Regions from separate parts of the Mus musculus genome. Here region 2 is linked to region 1. A link is a loop called in an ENCODE intact Hi-C map of the cell type or tissue named here. Cell type or tissue: heart. All regions are shown on one strand.

Region 1 (5,000 bases):
AGCATGAGAGGTGGGAGAAGGGAGTGGCTCAGGAGAGGGAGTCGGGTCGTAGGGCTGGCTCCATGGGTAAAGGCACTTGCTGCCAAGCCTGGCCACCCGTGCTCCATTCCTGGAATTCACATAGTGGACAAAGAAAACTGACTCCCACAAGTTCTCCCCTGACCTCTCTATATGTGAACCCCTAGCACAGGCACCAGGTTGTAGTTTAGTAGTGAGTAAGCAGGAAAGGGGTGAACACCATATCGAATTATAAAAACAGAACCGGAAGCAATCAGGTGTGACCCACCAGACCCCAGCTTCTCACTTGCTTAGCTCAGCTTCGAGGTTCTGTGCTCAGGGACTGCGTGAAGAGCCACGCCTTCTTCAAGAGGGAAGGGGAAATGGGTCATGTGCATAGAGAAGGGTCTGTAGTGCATGTGAATAATTTATAAGTGCCCTACAGACTCCCCTGCAGGCAGCCTGCAGGGAGGCATTCCCTTTCTGTTGAGGTCTCCCTTTCCAACAACTACTTTACCTTGTGTCAAGTTGACGTGAGACTAGCCAGCACCTGGTAGCTCTGGATATGCCTTGGATGGGACTGGAATCTGATAAGGTGAAATTAGGAGCCACCAAAAAGAAAAGAAAAAGACAAAGCCAAGCGATTACAGATAATAACTTTAAAAAGGTTTGTTTGTGTATTTATTTATTTTTTTTTCCGAGACAGGGTTTCTCTGTGTAGCCCAGGGTTTCTCTGGCTGTCCTGGAACTCACTCTGTAGACCAGGCTGGCCACGAACTCAGAAATCCGCCTGTCTCTGCCTCCCAAGTGCTGGGATTAAAGGCGTGCGCCACCACTGCCTGGCACAAAGGTCTATTTTTTAAATGACAGTTATGTAATTCTGGTTGCCACTGTGTATTTGAACAGCACACTGATGAGTATTGCAGTTGTTTGTACTTAGTGTTATTTTGTAGATTCTTAATTGGATTTATAGATTACTGGGCCGGGCGCTGGAGAGATGGCTCAGCGGGTAAGAACACTGACTGCTCTTCCAGAGGTCCTGAGTTCAAATTCCAGCAACCACATGGTGGCTCACAACCATCTGTAATGAAATCTAATGCCGTCCTCTTGTGTGTCTGAAGACAGCTACAGTGTAGTTATATATAATAAATAAATAAATCTTTAAAAACAATGAAGTATATCTTAAAATAACTATTCTGTTTGTTGAATATCAACAGTTGAAAATATTAAAATCATGTTCTACAAAAAAAAATCTTTTAAAAAAAAGAGATTACTATATCAAATGAGCCTGGCCCTTTTTTTTTTTTTAAGACAGGGTCTCACAAACAAACAAACAAACAAAAAGTCCCCAAGCATGCTTGCCTCATCCCCGAGTCCCGAAATTGTGTTCCTGAGTCCACACCACACCAAGGACTTTACCCAAAGGGTGTGGGTGGGGAAGACTCCCTCGACCATGACTTTATCTTAGGGTTTTGTCTTGCAGCTGATTTTGGTGTGTCTGCCAAGAATCTGAAAACTCTGCAAAAGCGAGACTCCTTCATAGGGACACCTTACTGGTGAGTCGTGGGGCCTCTGGGGACATAGCAAGCCTAACACCCCGTGGTTAGTTGCCTCTGGGTGGATTGTGTGTGGGGCACGCGGTGCCAGTTCAGAGCCCTTAGTCAGCCGCTCAAACTGTGTGTGTCTAGCATCTGCTTCTCTTCTGGGTACTCCTGCGCCTAGCACAAGTGGCTTAGCTTCCCCACGCCCTCGTCTGTAAACTGGGGTTACAGTGGAAAGCACCCCACTAATAAACTAAACCGGATTCCTGAAAAGGTGCTTCAGCTCTTGGTTCGTCTAACACTTGTACTGAGTTTAGGGTGCTGGCTATGGGCGGGGTACATGAGAACAATGTAAATTCACTTCCTGTCCTCATGAGAAATCTCCCTGGGCCTCTCTTACGCCTGTTGTGTCTTGTCCTTTTTCAAAACTCTAACTTAAAATAAAAACCACCTATGAGAAGAGGGCTCTCTTGTAGAGGAAGACACCTGAAGTCTTGCTTTGGCCTCAGCCTGCAGATGTGTGGAGCTGGGCCCCACCTTCCCACACCTGCAGTGCATCCATTCAGGCTCAGGCATCCAATCTCCGGCTTATGCATCCAGGCTCAGGCTCAGACATCCAGGCTTAGGCTGCAGGAATCCAGGCTCAGGCTGCAGGCATCCAGGCTCAGGCTGCAGGCATCCAGGCTTAGGCATCCAGCCTCAGGCTGCAGGCATCCAGGCTCAGGCATCCAGCCTCAGGCATCCAGGCTGCAGGCATCCAGGCTCAGGTTGCAGGCATCCAGGCATCCAGGCTCAGGCTGCAGGAATCCAGCCTCAGGCTGCAGGAATCCAGCCTCAGGCATCCAGGCTGCAGGCATCCAGGCTCAGGCTGCAGGCATCCAGGCTGCAGGCATCCAGGTGGCACCCCAAGCCCAAGCTCTCACTCAGTTTCACACCTGATTACTTTGTGTTCTGTTTTTACAACTGGCCATGGTGTTCAGCCCCTTCCTTGCTTGCTTACTACTCTTAACTCTTTCTCTCCCACCCCTCCCGTTATTCCTTTCTCTTCTCTCCCATCCCCCTTTCTCTCTGTGATGTCCTGTTCTGTCTACCCCACTGTCCTACCTTGTTTGTTTTTTGCTGGAACCTTCGCCCCTCTGCCCTCACCCACCTGCCCCTTCCCCAGGACTCTGTTCTGGATGGCTGCTGCCACCTTGTGGCGGGCTCCAGGAACTGCAGCGGGCCGAGACCCTTGAGGAAGACAATAGGATGCCAGTAATTCAAATCATGGCTTCAAATACTGCCAAACCTCCAGTGTGGTGCTGGTGGTGTTCGAGACGCTGAAGCTACGAGCGGCATCCTCAGGGGCCCAATTCTTAGCCCTTATTGTTCCTTGGTTGGCTCAGGATGGCCCCTGAGGTGGTGCTGTGTGAAACCATGAAGGACGCCCCCTATGACTACAAGGCTGACATCTGGTCCTTGGGCATCACGCTGATCGAGATGGCGCAGATCGAGCCCCCACACCACGAGCTCAACCCCATGCGGGTCCTGCTCAAGATTGCCAAGTCGGACCCTCCTACCCTGCTTACACCCTCCAAGTGGTAAGGAGAGCTGTGTAATCCTGGAGGGTCGGAAGCCACTCCAGAGACGTGTGGTGCTGGGTCTGCGTGTGCACAGTGGACTCTAAAGTCGGGGATGGGGGGAACGGAGGAGAGGGCCACCTCCAGGCCTTTCTGAACTGCCCTCCTGAACTATACAAAACCTTAGACACGAGAGCAAGGCCAGTTAGCCAGGACGAGATCCCGTTATGTCCCGGAACATATTGAATAGGATCAGAGCCCAATCAGCCACATGGCCAGGCTGGGAATGGGGACTTAGGTTTAGATTCTGACACTGCCATGCTCATTCCCATCCTGCTTATGTTCCTTTTAGACGTCTGTGTCCTGGACAGTGGTGTGCATGATAAGAAGGCTGTCCCATGGACCCTGTCTCCACACACCCAGCCCTGGGCGTGCGGTGCCCGGGCTGTGGCTCACTCCTTACTTACGCCTGTCCTCCAGGTCTGTGGAGTTCCGAGACTTTCTGAAGATAGCCTTGGATAAGAACCCAGAAACCCGGCCCAGTGCTGCACAGCTGCTGCAGGTGAGGGAGATTCGTTGCATTGTTCCTCAGAGGCACCGGCAAGGTCAAGTTCTTAGCCGGCTGTGAGGTACGGTGCCCAATGTGAGGAATGCTCCATGTGTCCGGTGAACTCAGATGTGGTGGCTCACACCTCTAAGTCCAGCACCTGGGACAGACACAAGGTTTTGCATAGAGGCAAGAGGATCACTGCAAGTTTAAGGCCAGCCAGGAGCTTAGCAAGTTCCAGGCCAGCCAGAGCTGTTATGTAGAGAGACCCTTTCTCAAAAAGAAAAACAAAACAGAAGTGGATCCATCGCATGGGAGATTCTGACTTTCCTTCCACACTTCTGGTTCAAAATCAAATGTGTGGCCTTCCTCAAGGCCCACTTTCAGCATGGCGTGTTTGTTTGGGAGACGGAGCTGCTGTAAGGTGCAAAGGCCCCAAGCCTCTTGGGACCGGTTGCTTCCTGTAAATGGCACCTCCCGTGCCAGGGTATCCGGCCTGCCTGACATGGTCAGGGCAGAGACCAGCTGTCACCCGGAGCCTTGGCAGGAGCCAGGAATTCCACTTCCTAGCTGAAGCAGTGTCTGCCAGGGGATTCTCAGTGCGCAGTGGAAGAGCACAGGGCAGAGGGGGCGGGAGGAGGTCTGCCTCAGTTTACCCAGGTGCCCTCAAATGGGCTGGGGCTTCTCCAGTACCTCTTAAAATGTAGGGTGGGAGGGATACAGGGGTCTGCCAGACCTGAGGACAGTGGGCTCAAAGGGGAAGTCCTTGCCCAAGGTCATCTGGTTGGAATGGCAGCTTGGGGCACATCTTGGCTGTGGGCACCTCAGCCCTGTATCTGCTAATCCCTGTCCTTTTGTATCCTGTGTGGCCAAGCCACCGAAACTTACTAGAGCTGGTGGCTCAGTCATTCGTCTGCACAATTGTCCCTGGCCAGTGTCCTGCTGCAGTTGGTAACCTGGATCTGAAATTAGGGAGGGGTGTGAGGAGTTCCCTCTGTGCCTCCGTTTCTCCCTTGGTCGGGTAGGTAGCCAGGAAGTCTGTGTGTGGCGGACCCTGCTCACTAACAGTTCAGCGGCAGTTTTCATGGATTGGAGGTAGCAGGGAGCTCAGGATTGTCACTCATCATGCCGGGGCTAGCACCTTCTTTCTTGACAACTCCCACTCCCACCCTCACCCCTACCCCCACCCCCACAGCCAACGGCTCACTCCCTGTCTGCCGTGTTCACCTAGCACAATTGATGACTGTGGTGAGCTCTGGGCTCTCTGTTCCTTCTGTTTGCTGGAATGATCACAGCCAGCCTGTGGGGGCCCCTGGCTTCGTGCCTCAAGTTCAGTCCCTGAACTTGACCTGACCC
Region 2 (5,000 bases), 78 kb before region 1:
AGCTGAGCTTCAGTGCCAGGGGGTAGTGATTGAGACCTTCTGTAAGTTCCTAATGCAGCCAAGACTGAGTGTGATTTTACCAAGGGGGTAAGTCCCCACAGTGGTCAGCTTTTGGAAAAGTACCTTCCTCCTGTGCATAAGCACTATGGCTTTCTGTGAAGACAGATATGCATGTGTATATGCCAGCATGTATAGGCAGAAACCCAAGGTCTGTCTGTGTTGGATGCCCACCAATGGTCCCTTCTAGTTTCCTGGATTCTACAGATGCTCTAAGTCAAACACACAGCTAAAAGATTTGACACTGGGCTCCACATGAATTATCCATTCATCAGCTGAAAAACACCTAAGCTGTTTCCAGATCCAGCTCTTGAGAATAGAGCAATGTTGAACATGAACGAGCAGGTGTATTTCTGGAGTAGACAACAGGGTCCTTTGGGTATATACCAGGAATGAATCGTCTAACTGGGCCATACAGTAGGTCTGTTTGTAGTTTTTTGAGTGACCTCTGCACTGATTTGCATAGTCAGCCCAGCCTTTTACATGGACTCAGGTACTTGTGCTTACTTGTGACACAGGTACTTCATTAACTGAGCCATCTCCCCAGTATGCCCTAGGTGTCTTAAAGCAAACCTTTCCATCTTCCATTGCTCTGTTTTTCTTATTTTGTGTTTGTTTTCGATGTTGTAGTCAATTTTTGAGACAGTATATAATAGCCCTGGCTGTTGTACATAGTCCAACATCAGGTAGACCAGGGTTGCCTCGAATTCAGAGATCCACCTGCCTTCGCCTTCCAGTTATCATAGACCAGACAGTGACAGTACTAAGTTTGTTCCGCCACTGTTTGCAGCCTTTCAGAAAGCATGTAAGCTTCTCTGAGTGGGCACACTTCCTTTGGAGTGCTGTGGGGCTGCATCTTTCACTGCTAGGGATTGTCTTTGACTTGCTGGTAAATACTGTCTTGTTATTAGGCTGTACAGCATGCTAGCATCTTATTTGTCATGCCTTACACTTTTCTCTAAGTCCATTCATTTCTTTGATTTAACCATCTTATTAACATAATAAGCTGTGTGCTCTAATCTTTATGTTAGACATTTATTCAGGAATCTGATTAATGGTTATTTCATTGTTACTTACTAGCTATGTAACAAAACTTATTTCATTAACAATTTTCCCATCTGTAAAATATGTAGACTTATATAGACTTTTCTGCTATAGTTTGAGTAGTAAATGCTTTTGAAGATAAATGTGTGTGTTTAGGTATATAGTTGCATATATAACATACTTAGAACTAGGATTGGTAAGCATTCTGAAGTGTTTGCTTTTGTGTTTAAGTGTATAGATTGAATTTGGCTGCCTAAGACCTGAGCAACCGACAGCACAAGTGGACATATTGAAGGGGGGAAGGTCTCCGAATGCCCCACCCCATACATGTGTCTGATTGCTGACAGAGAATTAGTCTTCCCCAGGGAGGTGCCCCCTAATTGATTATCCTTTTTTTTTTTAACTTTTTATTGGTTTGTGAATTTCATTTTATGTATTCCAATCCTACTTATCTCCCTGTCCCTTCATATCTTTCCTCTGCCCTTGCAACTCCCCCACCCCCAATAAAATAACAATAACAGTGACAACTACAACAAAAACCAAAGGGAAAAAATCTCCTCTTGGAAGCTGTAATGTGTCACATAGTGTACCCTTTTGTCCGCAAGTCTTTACTTGTAGATACTCATTACATTGAATCGTTGTCAGTACCGGATCCTCACTGGGTCTCCTCTCGGATATCCTGTTGTTGCTCTGTGTCATGGAGATCCTGCAGCACAATTTAGTCCGTAAGACAGCCCCTTAAATCGCTCCAGTTCATAGATGGGGTAGATGTTTTGGGATGGTCCAAAGCCCTGTCTGTATCTGGGCCTGAATAGTAGCTGAGTTAACCCACACCACCAGGGCAAACTCTCCAGCACTGCCCCAGCTAGCTCACCCAGTGCTACAGCCAGTGAGGGGCAGGGCCTGCTCTCATGGGGTTGGGAGGGTTACCAATTGGTTATATAATAGAATGTGATCAGCCTTAAAGTCATACACATATAACACTAAAAGAATTCAATAGGTTTAATTACATATTTAGTGCATTTATATTTGTATATATAACAATAATAAAAGAAAAGAGGTCATAATTTAAGGGGATATGGAAAGGATGGAAAAGAGGGAATGATATGATTCTATTTTAATTACCCTGCTAAGAGGCAAGAAGCTTGGATATACTGTCTATGATTGAGTAACTACTTTTCACTGACACCCTGTGATAGCAACATATGGATTTTGGGTAAACATTTCCATCTTCCAAAGTGTTTAAGTAAATAGCTTTTTATTTTTTCCTGAGATATGCACTAAGTTTTTTTTTCATTTAGAAATAGACTTTTTAATGTCTAAATTGCACCATAATTTATTGAAGTATGCTAAAATTCTTTATTCTTTGGGATATACAAGTGTTTATCAGAACTCTGTTATTTAACTTTTCCAAGTAGCTTAACTCACACAGAAAGTGTCATGCATGCTGATGCTATAAAAATGTGTGTATTGGGGGTCTTGCAGACTGGTGGTTACTCTTTCTAAACTTGTCCCTTTTTACTTCTTTATAATTAGTATAGGTCTTTCAGATATGAGTCTGAATTTATTTTGTTTGTGTGGGTGTTGCCTGCATGTATGTCTGTGCACCATGTATACACCTAGTGCTCAAGGAGGTCAGAACACAACAGCTCTCCTGGTGCTGCAGGTGCTGAGAACTGAACTTGGGTTCTCTGAAAGAGCAGCAAGTACCCCCCCTCCCCCTTTTGTTTTAAAGATTTATTTTATGTATGTTGCTCTCTTCAGTTACACCAGAAGAGGGCATCAGATCTCATTATGGTTAGTTGGGAGGCACCATGTGGTTGGTGGGAATTGAACTCAGGACCTCTGGAGGAACAGCTCTTAACTGCTGAGCCATCTCTCTAGCCCCACCCCCCACCCGAGCTGACTCTGGAGCAATGAAAGTCTAAGCAGAGTCTTACAGCTTCACAGTCATAAGTTTGCCTCTCTTCTCCCAGGCTGTGATTTTTCAGTCAGGTAGGTGTGTAACAGTTCTCTCGATCCCACTCAGCTGTTGTTCTTCACATAGTTGCACTGTGGCTCCTGGAGTTCCCATTGCTGTTCTCTGCTCAGCCTCAGCCAGGACTCCTGGTGCTTGCTCACTCCTTAGGTCCTTGTGTTTACTCCTGTCTTCATATCATCACGCCTGTGATGCCCCCAAAACACTACTTCTGTAGCATTTCTCTGTCAGCTCAAATAAATTAGTGCTTTTTTATTTTCTGATGTCTGTATGCCAATTCTTGAAGTTTCAAAATTGCCTCTTTGTACTTGCCTGCAGTGGTTTGTTCTGTATTGATTGGACTTGATCAGAGGCTGCTATGGGTCAGAGCAAGCTTCACTCACAGCCTTCTCCCTTTGGTGCAGTGTTGTGCTGCGCTGCACTCTATGGTGTTGAAGTATCTGAATGTCCCTGTATTAATAGTGAACGTGTTGTACAGGATCACATTAGGCTGTTTTCAGGCAGGTAATATACTTTGAGCATATTTTCCCCACTATGCCATGCACTATTACCTTTGCCTCGGCAGCCTTCCCCACCCACTAGTCCTCAGGACTCCAGCTTTCTAATCTTCTTTCTCATGTGCATGAGTGTTTTGGCTGCATGTCTGCACCACATGCATTAGTTCCCCAGAGGCCAGGAAGGAAGTCAGGTCTCCGGAACAAGAGTTACAGATGCTTGTAAGCCACCACGTGGTGCTGGAAATTGAACCCAGGGTCCTCTGGAAGAGCAGCCAGTGCTCTTAATCTCATTGCCATTTCCCCAGCCCTATGTATAATTTTTTTATTTGTCTGTACAGACTATTAGAGATATCCATGTAGCCTCTTGTTTCCCCTGAACTCACAGCTTCCCTCATTATCAGTGTCTATGACAGAACAGTATATTCGTTGAAATGAGTAAACCAGCGTTGTCACATCATCAGCACCCAAAGCACATAGATTACATCAGAGTCACCAGCAATGCTATACACTCTGGGTTTGCACAAATTTATAATGACATCTGTTTGCCAGTAGATCTGTGTACCATACAGAGCAGCCCTACTGTCTTAGACCCTCTGTGTTCCACATATCTATTCTTTCCTCCAACCTGTCACCTGGCAACTACTGATTTTTTTTTTAAGTGTCTTACTATTTTTGCCTTTTCCAGAGTGCCAGATACTTTGATTCATGGCAGAGTTCCCCTTCAGACTGGCTCCTTTCAGTATTAAGTACTACATATCTTCATTTTCTTTATAGTACAGAATAAAATCCATTGTGCATTCTACAATTTATCCACTCATACACTAAAGGACGACTTACTTGCTTCCATGTAGAGTAGACTCAAGTTTTCACTTCCTTTGGAACTTCAGATCATCTAAGTTGTCAGACTCAAGGCTGAATGTGGTGGTGTATAACTATAATTCCAGCACTTGGGTGGTAGAGCCAAGAGGAGCTCACAATTTTGAGCCCAGTCTTGGCTATATATAGTGAGTTTGAGATCAACCAGACTACATAGTGAGACCCTGTCTTAAAAGAAACGTTGCCAGAGAGGATCTGAGAAAAGTTGGAAAAGAAGGAATGTGACTTGTTGTTGTTGTTGTTGTTAGTGGTAATAATAAAGAAGGGTTCGGCTGAGAGAGGAAAGGGAGCACAGGTTGGGGGCAAACTGTCCTCCCAGGTAGCTGTGAAGGGAACTTGTTAGTACTCCACTCCCCAGCCCCAGCCTTGGTACTGTCAGAACTCTGGACTGTGGCCATTGTTGTACGGTTACTTTAATAGTGGTGTGGTGTTCCACATCATTTCATCCATCTATCTTCCACCTCATCACCTTTGTGAAGAGTTTTATCAAGGTATTTGAATTCTTAGTTTTCTAGGCTTTTCTGTTTGTATTTGTTGTTTTGAAACAA

Evidence for each region. Peaks named below come from ENCODE experiments on the same cell type or tissue, not always from the same donor. Only the 100,000 strongest peaks of a DNase experiment are listed, where the experiment ranks them.
Region 2: a loop joins it to region 1, with 3 times the contacts of the local background. A loop is called at or near these places in 3 of 42 quality-filtered maps.

Annotation. Positions count from the first base shown.
Region 1 is chr11:32,585,833-32,590,832 of GRCm38, forward strand. It overlaps Stk10 (serine/threonine kinase 10), which reads left to right. Exons shown (of 19, transcript NM_009288.2): 5 at 1,481-1,553; 6 at 2,924-3,118; 7 at 3,578-3,659. Among named protein-coding and RNA genes, the nearest start is that of Fbxw11, 54 kb to the right of the region's middle. In heart, a CTCF peak has its summit at 2,742 (motif pointing left); DNase peaks (open chromatin) are centred at 2,749 and 4,183; H3K27ac peaks cover 855 bases.
Region 2 is chr11:32,508,243-32,513,242 of GRCm38, forward strand. All of the region lies in intron 2 of Ubtd2 (ubiquitin domain containing 2), which reads left to right. Among named protein-coding and RNA genes, the nearest start is that of Efcab9, 17 kb to the right of the region's middle. In heart, a CTCF peak has its summit at 2,866 (motif pointing right); no DNase peak of the experiment used is centred here.